Linked DNA regions of Homo sapiens: region 2 is linked to region 1. A link is an interaction called in ENCODE POLR2A ChIA-PET data of the cell type or tissue named here. Cell type or tissue: PC-9. All regions are shown on one strand. Links, peaks and the distances in the headings refer to the core of each region. The heading gives the core; the rest is flanking DNA.

Region 1 (8,346 bases), core at 307-8,306:
TGTAGTCCCAGCTACTTGGGAGGCAGAGGTTGCAGTGAGCCAAGATCGTGCCACTGCACTCCAGCCTGACGAGATCGCACCACTGCACTCCAGCCTGTGGTTAGTCACTTTCTGCTAAAAAAAAAAAAAAAAAGGAAAAAAAAAAAAAAAAGAGAAAATGCAGGCCAATATGATGAATACACAATACAAATTCTGTTACACTGGCTTTTTTGTATTTTGGGCATGCTACTTTCATTTCTGAACTGAGCTGCACACAATTTTGAAATAAAAGTTCTGCACAGGCTACCTGTGTGGTGAGTATTTAAAGCTACTGATGTTTTTCCACCTGCAGAAGTCATTATTTTAATTGGGGGCTAAAATATGAACTACTTAAAAAGTAATTTGTTTTCCTTAAGACTGCTCCCAAAAATGGAAAAAAAAAGTCATTTTAAGCAGATGTTTCTTGAAATCCAAATATATTAGATATTCTGAGTTTAACTTAAATGGTTCATCTGTTGTTCCAGTCGGATTTTATTTATTTATTTATTTATGAGACAGAGTGTCACTCTGTCACCCAGGCTGCAGTGCAGTGGTGTGATATCTGCTCACTGCAACCTCCGCCTCCCAGGTTCAAGCCACTCTCCTGCCTTATCCTCCCAAGTAGCTGGAATTACAGGCATGTGCCACAATACCTGGCTAATTTTTGTATTTTTAGTAGAGGCAGGGTTTCACCAAGTTAGCCAAGTTGGTCTTGAACTCCTGATCTCAGGTGATCTGCCTGTCTTGGCCTCCCAAAGTGCTGGGATTACAGTGAGCCACTGCACCCGGCCAGATTATATTTATTTTAAGGTTCATGGAATTGAACTACATGCCTGTTTCTTAAGATAAAAGATAAGCCTTGAGCATCTTGGTATAAAACTTTAAAATAATTTCTTTTTTTTTTTTTGCTTTTGACTTAACTGTGTTTCACAAAAATAATATTAATGTTTTCTCAAAGTTTTCTAGCAGCTTATTTCTTCATTTGTTCATTCACATGCTCACTGAGCACATTTACTAGGTGCCTAGTATGTGAATAACATTATGCTTACCTCTGTAGGAGATACAAAAAATAATAATAAAAAAGATATACCTCAAGGTTTGTAACATACTAAAGAAGACAAACACTGCATACAAAACATACTACTAACAATAGAATATGTTTGATCAGTGCCAGAGTAAGTGATATTCATGAGTATGACATACGGAAAACAGATCAATGTGTACTGGATGAATCTCCCTCTGGAACTCTGATTAAAGATAGAACTTGTCCAAGGAGGTAGAAGGTAGGGCATTGAAGTTGGGGGCCATACCAGGAACAAAAGCATAGCAGCAGAAATAGAAAGGTCTGCAAGGGGAATCTGTGAAGGCAGCCTATAGATAGATCACGGAGTAGGGTGTAGGGATGTTAGATGGGAAAGATGGGTTAGAGGAATACAGGGAGACCTTTGGATATTGGGTTAAAGTGCTTAGTTTTCATATTCCAGGTAAAGGAGAAAATTAGGGATTGTGCAATAAAGGTGTCTGGAGAATGCCTCAGTGAGGACGGTGTTTAGCCATCTTAATTTTAGCAGTGAGCATGGTATGTATTGGAGAGAGAAGTTGAGGACACAAAGAATAGCCATTGTTCTTGTTGCTAGAGGTTTAAGTATCACCTTATGAAGATTTTTATTAAGGTTATGGCATGAGAAATAGAAGGAAGCTTGAATCTGTAGGACTTCTGACTAATAATTTACACAAAAAATTAAGGCAGGAAAATGGAATCTTCTGAAACTTGGATTAATAGGAAACAAAAAAAGGAAGGGGCTTTGAGAAAGATACGTTTAGAAAGAGTATATAAGAAAGCAGTGCAGTGGCACGATCTCAGCTCACTGCAGCCTCTGCCTCCCAGGCCCAAGCCATCCTCTCACCTCAGCCTCCCGAGTAGCTGGGACTGCATGCAGGCATGCACCACCATGCCTGGCTAATTTTTGTGTTTTTGTAGAAATGGGGTTTCACCATGTTGCCCCATGGCTGGTCTCTAACTCACGAGCTCAAGCAATCCACCTACCTCCGGCTTCCAAAATTCTGGGATTACAGGCCTGAGCTACTGTGCCCCGCCTACCTGTATTATTTTAATCAGGAAAACCATTTCAATAGAATCTAGAGATATGGTTTTATACATTGGCCATGTTATTCAAGTTCCCAATGGTGGTTTTTAAAAAATACATACATGGTTCTATTTTAAATTAAAGAAAATTGATCTGGCTGGGTGCACCCTAGATTACATGACTGTAATCCCAGTACTTTTGGAGGCCGAGGCTGGAGGATTGCTTGAGCCCAAGGAGCTCAAAACTGCAGTGAGCTATGATCCTGCCACTGCACTCCAGATTGCGTGACAGAGTACAATCCTGTAGAGAGAGAGAGAGAGCGAGAGACCTACGGCGTTCTTGTAGTCAGACATACACCTAACAAAAAATACTTGTCCTGCATTATGTCCTGCCTTGTGGGTCAAAGTAATTGAATGGGCCACTGGGGATGAGAATGGAATGATTAATGGAGGCCAAATTGTGAAATCACTGGTAAAGCTGGTTCTTTGAGTTTTGTTGGTTAGTTTTCATTCCCCTTGATTACTAAATGATGGAACTCTTTCACCCAGGATATCATTTTGCCACCTTTTATTTGAAATAAAACTGTTATGCAGTTAGCACTATGTTATGAAAATATTAAATGTTGAGATTCTTGCAACCAAAGGAAGATAGAAAATTCCAAAGAAATGACTATTTCTGGTAAGCTCCTATCCCAGTTATGTAACTCAGCTAGAATAGCAATTTTAGTGATAAAACTGTGTCAAATATTTTATTTAGTGTGAATCTGACATTTGATTTTCCTTTTATAATGCTTCTTTTTGTTATTTCAGGGAAGGAGATTACAGCAGAAACTTTTATGGAGAAGTTGGACAATGGTGCCTTGCTCTGTCAACTTGCAGAAACTATGCAGGAGAAATTCAAGGAGAGCATGGATGCTAACAAGCCCACAAAGGTAAAAGATCCCAATGCAAAAATCACTCTTAGGTGGTAGATTACATTTATAATTGCTTATAAATTGTGTGTAATTAAAAAATTTATTGTGAACGGATGCATCAAGGTCTATACTAACAACAAAGTACAGAGAGTTCTTTTTAATTAGGTAACATGTTATTTGCACTCTAATTACATAAATTGCATAATCCTTTTGGTGAATCTAATTAAATAAAAGCTTATGAGAAATGATGGTATTAAAAGAGTATTGTGTATAAACTCAATGAATCTGAAATATTGATTAAAAACTTAGCAGAGAAATAATTGTGTCATTAGGCAATGCACAGATCTAGCCAAGAAAGATTTACTGAATAGATCTTTGTTTTCAAAAATATTATGGCAGAATACTAGAACAAAATTTCTGGACTGTAATTTTTGGTTTATTCTAAATAAGTAGTACCATTGAACTAAGTAAATTTGGACAAATTATTTTATTTCTAACTGCTCAGATTTCTTTTCTCCACATTAATTCTAATATTCTTTTCTAGTGATTATAAACACTTGATGAAAGTATAGTGTTTGACTTTTTTTGAAGAAAACAAGAGAGATTGTACTTAATTTTTAATAGAGAATGAAAAGAGATATAAAAAATATTAAAATAATGTTGGCCAGGCATGGTGGCTCATGCCTGTAATCCCAGTACTTTGGGAGGCTGAGGCGGGCAGATCACTTGAGGTCAGGAGTTTGAGACTAGTCTGGCCAACATGGCCAAAACCCGTCTCTACTAAAAAAAAAAAAAAAAAAAAAAAAAAAAAAAAAAAAAAAAAAAAAAAATAGCCTGGCATCATGACACATGTCTATAATCCCAGCTACTCAGGAGGCTGAGGCGGGAGAATCGCTTGAACCCAGGAAGTAAAGGTTGCGGTGAGCAGAGATCACGCCATTGCACTCCAGCCTGGGTGACAGAGTAGGACTCTATCTAAAAAAATAATAAAATAAAAATGTTGAAGACAATTTAAGACAAAAAGCAACTGTTAAGCCTTTTCTGCAACTCTGACAGAAAAAATAAAAGGGGTGTATGTGTGTATTACCACTGAATTTATTTTTTAAATATTTTATATTACTCCGTAAAGTATTGTATAATATACAAAACCTCCCTCTATTTTTTTATTTCTTAAAAGCAGCTCTGTGAAGGTATTAATTAATTCAGTGGCTCCCAAACTTTGCTGCACATTGGAATTACCTGAGCATCTTTTAAAAAAATGCTGAGAGCTGGGCTGGATGTGGTGGCTCGTGACTGTAATCTCAGCACTTTGCGGGGGTCAAGGCAGGCAGATTGCTTGAGCTCGGGAGTCGAGATCAACCTGGGCAACATGACAAAGCACCATCTGTAAGAAAAACACAAAAAAGTTAGCAGGGAATGGTGGTGTGTTCCTGTAGCCCCAGGTATTTGGGAAACTGAGGCGGCAGGTTCAATTGAGCCCAGGAGGTTGAGGTTGCAGTGAGCCAAGATCACAACACTGCACTCCAGCCTAGAAGACGGAATGAGACCATTTCTCAAAAGTAATAATAAAATAAAATAATACTGAGACCTCGATCCCATGCCTGAACATTCTGATTTAATCCCATAGGGTGAAACCTGGGTACTAGAATTTTTAAAAAGCTCCCCAGGTGATTCTAATGTGCAGCAAAGTTTGGTAACCATTAATTTCTTTTAATTTTCTCCTTAATTGGATGGTTGAAGACTGTAAGTAATTTGTACAAGATTGGCTAGTAAGTGACCAAGCAAGAATTTGACACAGACAACTTTGCAAGTTTAATGCTCTCTCATTTTTGTTCATTATGTCATTATGTGTAGCCCAGGTGTGAGGAGACTGTTTATGAAAATGCTTTGTGTCAAGCTTAATGTTAGGGCACCAATTTTTCTTCTGCTCTCATTTCCATCGTGATGTAACTGGCCTCTACATCAGCTACTGATGAAAAAATATAATGCCGATAAGAGGACAACTTGTATAGAAGGTTTACAGTAAAGCAATGAACAGAGGGAAATAAGCTGTGGTGCCCAGACTCTTGAAAGCATTACCTTCACATTACGAAGTTCCTGAAACTTGTATTGCTTATTGTTGAGGATGGAGAGCCGAATGCCTCAGTGTAAAGAATCCTTGAATCCTCCAGAGTAGTAAAGATTAACCAACTCTATTAAGGCTGTTGTGCAGTTCTGGTTTTGCTTTGTTTATAAGCCTTTGCTTTTTTAAAACAGAAGCAAAGATTCCCAAATAGATTTGTAATTGTAAGACTCAATGTAAGATAACCCTAAAGCATTAGCCTATAGGTCAAAGGCTTTGACATTAAGTGCATTTTGCTTGGGTTCTAGTTTTATTTATTAATTGGACGTGTCTGAGCCGTACTTTCCTTATCTGTGAAATAGGATTAATAATTACATATGTATAGCTTCCATAGAGCATTGCACAAAATAGGGCTCTTGATAAAATCTCTTTTTGATAAAATCTCTTTTCCTTACGTGAAAGATAAGAGACCCTTGTAAGTATTTTCGATTAACTATAAGAAAATAAATACTTTATAGTCTACGGCCATACCACCCTGAACATGCCCAGTCTCGTCTGATCTCGGAAGCTAAGCGGGGTCGGGCCTGGTTAGGCCTTGGAAGGGAGAAAATAAATGCTTTATAAATGTTTGTATTTAGCATGAGAGCTGCTATGTGCAAATATGTATACATTTGCCCCAATCTCCATGATAATATGGAATATTGAGAATATTTATTGATCAAAAGTTATGTAAGTACTTTCCTTTTAAACAGCCATTTCAATATTATAATTTTTATAATAAAACTATAAAACAAAAAGAAAAGAATTTTTTTCAGTTAGTAAAACTGCAGCAAGTTATTAAACTTGAAATAGTTCCGTGAACCTGAGCAAATTTTTAACTGAATATAAAGCTAAATTTTTTTCTGATTGTGATAAAGGTTTTAGTATAAAACCTTAAATGTGTTACTTGAACAAGTGGAGGTTTAAAAATACTTATTATCATCTCACCAAAAAGTCACATGCACCTGTATGTTCATAGCAGCACTATTCACTACTGCAAAGACATGAAATCAACCTAGATACTCATCAACGGTGGACTGGCTAAGAAAATATGGTCCCTATATACCATGGAATACCTTGCAGCCATAAGAAACCAAAATCATGTCCTTTGCAGAAACATGGGGGCAGCTGAAGGCCATTATCTTAAGCAAGTTAATGCAGGAACAGAACCAAATGGTCTCACATATAAGTGGGAGCTAAACACTGAGTACACATGGACACAAACAGGAGAACAAAAGACACTGGGGCCTACTTGAGCAGGAAGGGCGGCAAGAGGGTGAAGGTCAAAAAACTACCTATTGGGTTCTATGCTCACTATCTGGGTGATGAAACCATTTATATACCCAACCTCAACAAGGTGCAATTTACCCATGTAACAATCCTGCACATGTCCCCTCCGAACCTAAAATAAAAGTTAAAAAAAAATACCGATTATGACCTCACTTTCACTGCTCAATACATCAAATTTGATCTGAGGTAAAAGTTGACACAGTTGCTCTTGACTGAATTGCCTTCTCTGTTCTTGGCAGCATTTATATATTCACGACTGACTGCCAGTAATATGCAGCTTAAATCAATAATAACTTGTGCCTTACTGTATGAAAAGTGCAAAGATGACTACATTTTATTTTTTGCCTTTTATAGTAAAATTTTAAAAGATGAAAGGCCAGAGGGTTAGTATGTATATCTTCATGGCTACTATTGTTCATAAATATACTTCTGTTAAACTCAAGATTTTTCAGTCCATTGTTGGTCTAGAAACAAAAAAGACTTATGAGATTGTAAGCATGTTGATGTTGTTAAATCTAAATACAAATTTAAACAATAATGGATTCACTACAACCCAGGTAATTAGGATTACAGTGAATATTTCCCATGGGAAAAAATGAGGCTTTCAAATTGAGTATAAATAGTCTGGAGGTTACAATATTAAGTCTGATTTTACACGTGTGTACACTCATGTGTTCATGTATGTGTTTGTAGAGAACTATTTCTCATTTTGGCATTTTGGAGTTCAGAAAAAATGGTGGCGAAAATGGATGAATTAGTCAATACATTCTTTGAATTAATGAAACTGTGCATAGGGAGATGTTGAAACAGAATTACTTTTAAAAAATTGACAAACTTGATCCCATCCAAAGCCATGCCACAGGAAGCTCTCTGTAATTTTTTTCTAGCAGCTTTAATCTTATCTCCTCATTTTCATAGCAATATTTTTTACTATTCTTGGTTGATAGTTAATTTGGAGATTTTACAGCTGTGTAAACAAATTTGAACGAGTAAGTTATGCCTGGTATGTGTGAAGTATGTCTGTATTAAGGATGATTTAAATGCTCTTAAATCTTTAATAAATGTTAGTTCGCATATTTAATATTTTAGATATTTAGATATTTCTAAATTTAATATTTAGATATAAATCCATGACTCTTTTATATCCAGCTTTGGTTTGATAAAATACTCTGAATGGAAATAATTCTGTCCTATGATTCTTTCTTCCCAGACATCAATAGGTCAATTTAAAAATAGCTTCTTTACGTGTGTGAGCTCTAAGTAGTTAACCTTAGCCTTTGTGTAGTGGGCCATTTTCTAACTCTGCATGGGAGCAATGCAGAGACTTCACAGACTAGGGCAGTAGATGGGTGGAAGCATTTGAGACCAGTGTGCAGCCATTTAATGTGTAATTTTATTTAATTCATTTATACATACTATAATATTATGAATTCACTGTAATTACAAATCTTAATATTTCTGGAGTTGAGGATGTTTAAAGGCAAAAATATAAATGAAATGAATCTTTCAATATTGTTTTAGGATGAGAAAACCAAACCAAATGACAGGTTTAAGGTTAGGTTTTATGTCTTTTGACTCTCAGCTACCCGATCGGAATTGGCATCTCTAATCAAGACAGGGGAATTGTTACATTTATGCGTGAACTTTCTTTTCCCGGTCCAAATAGTGTTCCACAGTACAAACCCCTTCCTATTGTATATTTGCTCTCTTTCCCCCACCCCCACCAATCACAAGTTTGCTGATTTGTGCAAAAGACTCTCTCAACCACGGGGCATCAGCGTGGGGCAAGACATTCAAAAGGTTTAACCTCTCTTTTTCTACTAACTTTCCTTTGCATTTGTCTCATTTATTTTGAGTCTCTTCTTCAGACATCAGAGTTTCTCTGGGTTTAGAGCTTCCTCTGACTTCAAAGAGCCCTGGGTGGTTAGATCAAGTTT
Region 2 (8,346 bases), core at 184-8,183, 230 kb before region 1:
AGACTAGGCTATGCTGAAATAAAAAAATACATGAAAATCTCATTGGATTAAAAAAAGAAATATTCCCCCTACCCATGATATGTCTAACATGGTTTAACTACCCTGGACAAAAGCTCTATTTTTCATGGCTACTTAGGGATACCAGCTAGTAGAGTAGACGCCATAATGAAACTTGCAGGTCACTTTGCTAGTAAGAAAAGAAGTTTAGGAGAGTCTCAAAGCAGTCTTTAAAGGTTACCTCCCAAATATGATGCATCTCATTTCTACATACAACTCACTGGTCAGAAGTAGTCACATGACCATGGTCTACTAAGAGGGAGAAAGATAGGAAGAGCCTAGAGGACAGAAAAATTGGATGGCGATGAGCAGGACTAATGACTACAACTGCGGAACTCTTTATTATTGTAAAAACTATAACTGGCTTGTAGAATTGCATTCTGGAAAACTGCAGCAGATGAGTTTCCAGCCCCTTCAGCTCTGAAAGTCTGCAATTCTATGATCCAATTACAAAAAACATTTCCCCCTTTATAAGTTAGTGTGTATACTTCTCCAGGAGAAACCAGTTTTTCTTTTTTTAAAAAATTGTGGTAAAATATGTATAACATAAAAGAACACACCTTATTTTATAAGCTAAAGTTTTACATCAGATGAACCTTTGAATCGACTAAAATACCTTTTAGGAGAGCTGATTCATATCAAAGCATATCTTCACACAAGCCACTGCACAGAAACCACTTACATTTTATGTCCAATTGCATACTTTTAGATTAACAGAGAAAAATGAAGGTTGTATGAGACTAAATCCCATTGAAGACCATAATCTATGCAGTTATTTCTTGGGTGGGTTCAGGGACAATTTGTGAGCCCTTTGCTTAGGGGTCTTTCTTCTATCCACTTTCTGTTGTCTGTTAAGTTTCCAAATATAAGAGGAAAATGATTTTAAGTTAAGTTTCCAAATATAAGAGGAAATATAAGAGGAAATGGTTTTAAATTAAGTTTCCAAATATAATAGGAAAAATGATTCACCAGCTAAAAACGTTATATATATGTATTAGGCAAACTGGCATCCTCTACATTTAAAATATGTGATTACATATATGTGTGTATGTGTATGCATATATATATATATATATAAAATTGAATATATGTAATTGACTATATATATTCAATTAATCTGAAGCCCCCTTCCCAGCTCTCCCCACAAAAAATGTCTCGGGTGCTGGGAATACAAATAGGTAATGTCCTCACCAACCTTTCTCCCTGTTATTCACCTACTTCCTGTGACTTTTATTTTTGAGCCATAAAATACCTTCATTTTCTAAAGAAATAGGAAAACTGCAGTCTTGCAGAAATGAAAAGCTTGTGTTTAGCGTGGTTTAATTTTTTTAGTGTGGGGATACAATTTTTCATGTTTGGGTGAGCTGCTGGCTTGTCTCCAATAAGAGAAGTTCAATTTATCTACAGTTCATTCTGAACGACTACCTAGTGGGGACCTCAGTGGCCAGGGTAGTATTTAATCTGTCCCAGAACAGCCTGAGGCTATGATGAATTCCCAACCTTCTACCTCTCTCCCCTTAATACACATGTGATTTGTTGACGTGTTTATATAACATTCTGGGAATAGAGGCTGATTTATAAACATTTTGTAATGCAAAATAGATTTGAGCACAGCACTGTGCAAGTCATGGTTTGTGAATTGCTAATAGGCCACGAGTTTGGCTTAAATATACATCACATCCCGAGACATTAATCAATTCCTAGAGCTGAGTGAATACAAGGCTTGTCCTTATGGGAAACAAAATGCCTATTTTGAAGAAAGGAATTATAATAAGGAGCACACAGGCATTCTAGACCTTGAAGCTCTTAGCAGCAGCACGTCTTTTGTTTCATTTTTGAATGAAAAGCATTTGAAAGAAGAAGCTTGTGGTAGATTCAGTATGACTTTTTTTTAAAAAAGGATAAATATAGTGGTTTTACATTTATATGAAATATCCAATTGTTTGGCTATTTGTGGACTCCCAAATATTTGGTCCTTGGACAGCATAATGAAAAACTCCTCTTCTATATAAAATCTCTCCAGGGCTGAGCCCATCATGAAAAATTAATGGATTTATGAGTGGGAGGAAATGGAATCTTTTTTTTTCTTTTCTCTTTGTATTTTGTTGTTACATACTGTTAAAGCACTGATGCTTTTTTTTTGTCTATGTTTCCAATATACAGGATTAAAAATTTTTTTTCTATTATATTAAAATACATTTGGCATTCTTGAAGATGCCGTATTTACATTCACAACACCTTTAAAGTGCTTTCTCATATATCCTTTAGTGATCTGTTCAGCAGCATGTGAAAAATCTTACGCATCCTAGTATTCTTTGCATTTTAAAGATGTGATAACAGAGATTTAGAGTTTAAATGACTAGTCAAGGATATTTAGCTAAGAAATGGTGGAACTGGGATAGAAAATCAGATATTCACGTTACTAGTTTAGGGCTCTCCCTGATTGTGGTAATTGTTAATGCAATTATTTCCTTGGTTATATATTTTAGATTTTTTTAATAAAGTGATTCCTCAGGTTTTAAAACTAGTAATGAACTCTCCAATAAAAGTATGTTGCAAAAAAGAAAGCATATTACTAAAATTTAAAAAGTTTGTTATAGAGTACACACTGTATTAAATCTAGAGAATTTAAGAACTTTTGAATTTCCTTTTGGTGTCTTTGTTCCAAGGTACAATGTTCTGGCCAGTTGAGGCCTAACCCAGGGGTGGGAACATTCAGAATTTCTCTGTAAAAATCTGTTTTGGGGAACACTCATCTAGCATGCTAGTTGTTTGCTTCCATGTGAAGGGAACTCAGTGAATCTGCAGACCTTAGTCTATCTCTTGGGGGACACATCAGACTATAGCAGGCCCCCATTACTTCCTTCATCCATTCTTTTAATACATTCATTCATTCATTGTCCTCCTTCCCTCCCTTCTTCCTTCCCATTCTTTCTTTATTCCCTTCCTTCCCTCTCCCATCCCACTTCATCTATTTATTCTATTAACATCTTTCTGACATTTTTCTTGCATGTTGGGTTACTCCAATCTAGAGAAGGAGGAGAGGTGACTTATCTGCTTAGTACATTTGAAAAGAGTGAACAGGGCTTACGCATACTCAGCTCTCCTACTTTCATCTACTTTTTGAAATAGTCTTCCTGCTCTGCTCCTCCAAGGCTAGGCTCTTCACCTGTGAGGGACAGGAAAGGGGGCTTGTCACAGTTCACTGAGGCTGACATTAGGTTGGTAAGTCTGCCTAATTCCCAGATACACACATCAACTGGCCCTGCTCAACTTTCATCTGTCAAAATGAGATATATGGGCAACCACCTGTCACTCCTTGGTCTTATTTTTTTAATTTATTCAGATCCTGGGGAAATTACAGAAGTGCCATTTATTGAGCAGGCTTAAAGATGTTAATAGCCATAAACTGAGCATTTGGATATCTTGTGAACTATATATTCATCTTTAACTTTGGAGCATTTTCTAGAGAAATGTATTTCAAAAGCCTGCAATATAGACAGTAATAATAATAATTGCAGCTGACATTGATACTGTGGTAAATACTTTACTTGTTTTATCTCAATGAATCTTCATTATACTAGTTTTGATGAATACATGTATTATCTTCAGCTTTCGATAAACAACTGAGATTTTAGTCTTGTATCTTTTCTGAATTAAAATATTTCCCTTTATTGATAAAGCAACATAAAAATGGTACTGTCTAAAGCAGAAAAGGGTAATTGGATGGGGAAGGATTCTATGCTGTGCCCTCAGGATTGAAACTCTCATTGCAAAAATTATAACGGAGAAAATTATTGCAGTGAAAGAAATCTGACCTAACTGACTCCATCTTCCTTCTAACCTCCATGCTATCCTCATTCATTCCTGCATATGGGCCAAATTGACTTTGGAAGGAACTTAGTTTACAGTTTAACTTTGAAACAAAGATGATAACTGCCCTTTGCCAAAACAAACCCCCTGCCTACCTAGGGACTAGACTGCCTTTGTAGGACTAACAGAATAGCTACAAGATTAGAAATTATGGTTTAGGAGCCATGCAGCTGGAGGCTGCAAGATTCTGAGCCTCCTCAAATTGTTCCTCAGGATTACATCACTATTGTAAAACCTAAGATCAGTGCTTGAGATATTTTGCACACCCTGCACTTAGTGGATCAGCTGGCACCAACCATATCCATAAACTGGTTCTTCTGGTTTTGCTGCCCCCACCTAGGAACTGACTCAGTGCAAGAGGACAGCTTCCACTCCCTATGATTTTATCTCTGACCTAACTCCCCACTTTCCAACCCTCTACCCACCAAATTGTACTTAATAACTCCATCCCCAAATTTTCAGGGAGATTGATTTGAGTAATAACTCCATCTCCCACATGGTGTGGCCAGCCTTATATCAGTTAAACTCTTTCTTTACTGAAATACTGTGGTCTTTACTTGTGCAGCAGGCAGGAAGAACCTATTGGGCAGTTACAAGATCCCACTTTAGAAATAAATAACTTACTCCCCAGGCTGCTGGCAAGCTCTGGCTGTCACCATTCAGCTGTTAGCCCTCTTGGGGACAGGCAGCAGGCAGTAGGCAGTAGGCAGTAGTTTGCTCATTCATACTTGCTCTAGACAATGGAGGTCCATTGAAAGCTTTTGCACAAAAGTTGTGCGTTCTCCCTGACACCACAGGGCATTCTCCTACACCATTATTTTACTTTCAGGCCCTCCTTTCATTCATTATTTCTGCTGTAACAAAATACCTGACATGGGGTAATATACAAACAACAGAAATTTATTTCTTACACTTCTGGAGATGGGGAAGTCTATAATCAAAATGCTGGCAAGTTGAGTTTCTAATAGAGCCAAGTTTCTCTGCTTCTAAGATGTCACTTTGTTGCTGCATCTTCTGGAGATAAAACACTGTGTCTTTACATGGCAAAGAAAAGCTGAACCCACTCTCTCAAAGCTTTTGTAAGGAACCTAGTTCCATCCATGAGGGTTTCCCCCTCATGACTTAATCATTTCTTAAAGGCCTCTCCTCTTAATACTATCACATTGGCCATTAAATTTCATCACATGAATTTTGGGGGACAAATCAGATCATAGCAGGCACCGATTTCTTCCTTTATCTGTTCTCTTATACATACATTCATTTGTTCATTGTCCTCCTTCCTTCACTTCTTTCTGCCCTTCCGTTCTTTACTCCCTTCCTTTCCCTCCCTCTCCCCTCCCACTTCTTCTACTTATCCTATTAACATCTTTCTGACATTTTTCTTGCCCGCTACTGAAGCCTTGATCTGGATCATTGACTCTTCCCCCTTCTGCTTTGACTGTCTCAACAACTGCAATTTTGTCTCCTGGTAAATTAAACTCAAGCAATTGCTGGCAGAAAAGCAGCTCTTAAATGACAGTGTAAGTTATTTCTCACTGGGGCTCTTTTCTCCCCTCACGTTTATGAGATAATTGGAAATAAATCTGTGAGCATTAAAAAAAAAAGGAGTGAAAAGATACTAAGATAATTTTACACCAGACTCCATTAGAATCTCTTAGAACTTTTAACTTCTGTACCTTAATACATGGCTTAATTCCTTCACTACTGCTTATATTTTAAATAATAGTCTTCTGGGATAGATGTTGTTTGAGAATGAAGTATAAGCCATACAGAAAAATGTTGTAGACTCAGATTTAACTGTCACAATACATCCTAATTCATAAACAGTAAATAATTACTTAGCATTGTCAGAAAATGATATATTCTGCTTAATCCAAAATTCTATTTACTGAAGCATGCTAAATAATCTAGATATGAATTATCAATTTCAAAGAAAAATATTAGAATTTTTACTGAAGTAAACTAATTTTTTTGATGATTCAAAATGTTTTATCTCTAGATTCAGATTAGTTGGTTTAGAAGCCCAACACTATTGCATCTTTGAGTGAATGTCAAACTTTCTAAGTTTCATGTATCTCATCTACAAAATGGGGAATATGATAATTTCTAACCTCATGGAATTATGGTACAAACTAAATAGAAATAATTTATATCACATACTTGGAATAGCTTCAGAACATATGATAGGTGTGGTGGATTTCAAATATGTCCACACATTCCTCAATACTTTTCTCTTTAAGATGTGGAGCTTAGTTCACATTCCATTGACAGCTGCTACACTTAGTGATTTACTTCCAATGAATAGGCTATGGAAGTTTTCATGACATATCATTTCCTGTGCTAGTCATTTCCTGTGTCCTGGTTGCTCTCTTGGGTCATTTGCTCCAGGGAGAAACCAATTGCATGTAACTAGGACACTTAGCTGATGAATTGAGAGGCGCACGTGGTGAGGAACTAAGGCCTTCAGAGATAACCAGCAAGGAATTGAATCCTGCCAACAACCATGTGAACGAGTTTATGAGCAGATCCTACAGATTTCACATGACTAAACTGTCATCATCTTGATGGCAACCTCATGAGAGACCCCGAGCTAGAACTACCCAGCTAGCCACTTCTGGACTCATAACCCTCAAAAACTGTGAGAGATAATAAGTATTTGTTGCTTTACATTTGGGCATTGTTTGTTATGCAGCAGCAGATGATGATTAATGTAATAAGCACTTAATATTTGTTAGCCATTATTATTATTCATTCACTCTCAGTAGCTGTTTTGAGGCACCTGAGCACACCCACCTTTTAATTCGAATCCCATAAAGCTCCAGTTGGTTAAAGCTGGACAAACCCCTTTGCGTTAGTGCTTTGACCTGATTTTGAGGTGGTTTCTAAATTTAGAACTAGCTATGAGTTAAATGCTCTCACTTTATAAAGAACAGCTTGATAACTTTATTTTCTAGAGCAGGATGATAATCTTTAAAAAAGTGACAAAAGATACTACTGCTCAAGTTTCATTGATGTCCAAAATAAAGGGGTGAGCATGTGTTCACTTGCTATATATAAGTACACTTCACATGCCACGAGTCTACTTATTCCCCTTGATCAAATGAGAGCCCCAAAGCTAAGAGAATGTAAATGAGTTTCTAAGATGCTACAGGAATAAGACTGCAGAATGAGGATTTGGACCTGGTTGTATCTGGCTTCAAATCTGGTGTTCTGGTTACCTTATGCCTCTGAGGAAGGAAAGATGGGATCAGAGCCCAGATTTAAATTGTATCAGGCAACTCTCTCTCTCATAGGTAGACTGTTCTGTTAATGAATTAGGACCCCTAGTCTTGTTCCTAGTGAAGGCCAATGGTTCTGCACATCCCTGCGCATGCACACACACACACACACACACAATCACAGCTAGACATCACATGCTTGATCCCAGTGAGACTTTTACCAATGGTATGTGGAAAGTCTCGGTGAAGAATAGAGGACACCAGATGAGCCTATGGATGACTCAGTACAACCTGTCACATTGGTTAGGAAATTCAATTTCAAGCCATATTTGCCTTGCTGAGAATGAGTCAGTTGTTCTTTCTCTTCTCTGACACGTCAAAGGTTCACCTGAACAGGTCAAGGTTGTCATAGGAAATGGAAGAGCATAAAGAATAATGAAAACAGTCCAAGAAAGGTATTTTGATATTCATCAAACATGGAGTTTAGTGTCATTTCACTATATTCTCCATGAAATAAGATTTTTCCAAGAACATTTTATATAGCAAACAAAGTGGTAAACTGATAGCCTGAACTTATATGTATGTCTCTTTTTGGGGGAAAGGTGCTCTAAATCAGTTTTTTAATAGTGTAGACACTTTAAAGTTCTTTCTGTCTATTAAGGGATTTGAGTGATTCCTTTCCCTCTCTAACAAATGGCTTGGCATTTCTACTGTATGGATTTTTTTTTTTTTTCAAATAGGCATCTCAACCACTAGTCACTTAAAAAAAAGAATTCTATCATATCTTACCAAATCAATACTTGGTAATAGTAAAGTTCCAACTACTGCCCAGTCATTAGAGGTCTGGTATCTAACCTCTGGAGTATGATTTCTTAAAAGTAAACTCAGAGGCTGGTAAACACATGGTGATGTAATTCTAGAAATGCTAGCTAATAACTTTATTTGGGTCAGCTTTACAGTCCTGAGGGAATGGAAGGCTACCACTCAAATGGCTCTTGGCCACTCATGGGTCAGTCTAACCATGGAATACTTTGTTTCAGCAATGACTAACTGTCTAAGAAAGAATGGCAAAGCTAGCTATTGCCTGTATTTTAAACATCAGGAAACTTCTGGAGTTAGTTCCAGATTACCCATCCCTACTGGGAATCACAGAAAAGAAAATCTGGTAATAGACAGTTGAAAGTACATGTATCATCCA

Evidence for each region. Peaks named below come from ENCODE experiments on the same cell type or tissue, not always from the same donor. Only the 100,000 strongest peaks of a DNase experiment are listed, where the experiment ranks them.
Region 2: POLR2A ChIA-PET joins it to region 1 with 8 read pairs; 2 of 35 experiments call an interaction of 5 or more read pairs at or near these places.

What each region holds. Positions count from the first base shown.
Region 1 is chr11:22,682,754-22,691,099 of GRCh38, forward strand. GAS2 (growth arrest specific 2) reads left to right here. Exons shown (of 8, transcript NM_001143830.3): 3 at 2,915-3,036. It also overlaps the pseudogene RNA5SP338. Among named protein-coding and RNA genes, the nearest start is that of GAS2, 20 kb to the left of the region's middle. In PC-9, for the core only: no CTCF peak of the experiment used is centred there; no DNase peak of the experiment used is centred there.
Region 2 is chr11:22,452,959-22,461,304 of GRCh38, forward strand. The region is part of intron 3 of LINC01495 (long intergenic non-protein coding RNA 1495); the gene reads right to left. Among named protein-coding and RNA genes, the nearest start is that of LINC01495, 35 kb to the right of the region's middle. In PC-9, for the core only: no CTCF peak of the experiment used is centred there; a DNase peak (open chromatin) is centred at 4,203; H3K27ac peaks cover 1,564 bases.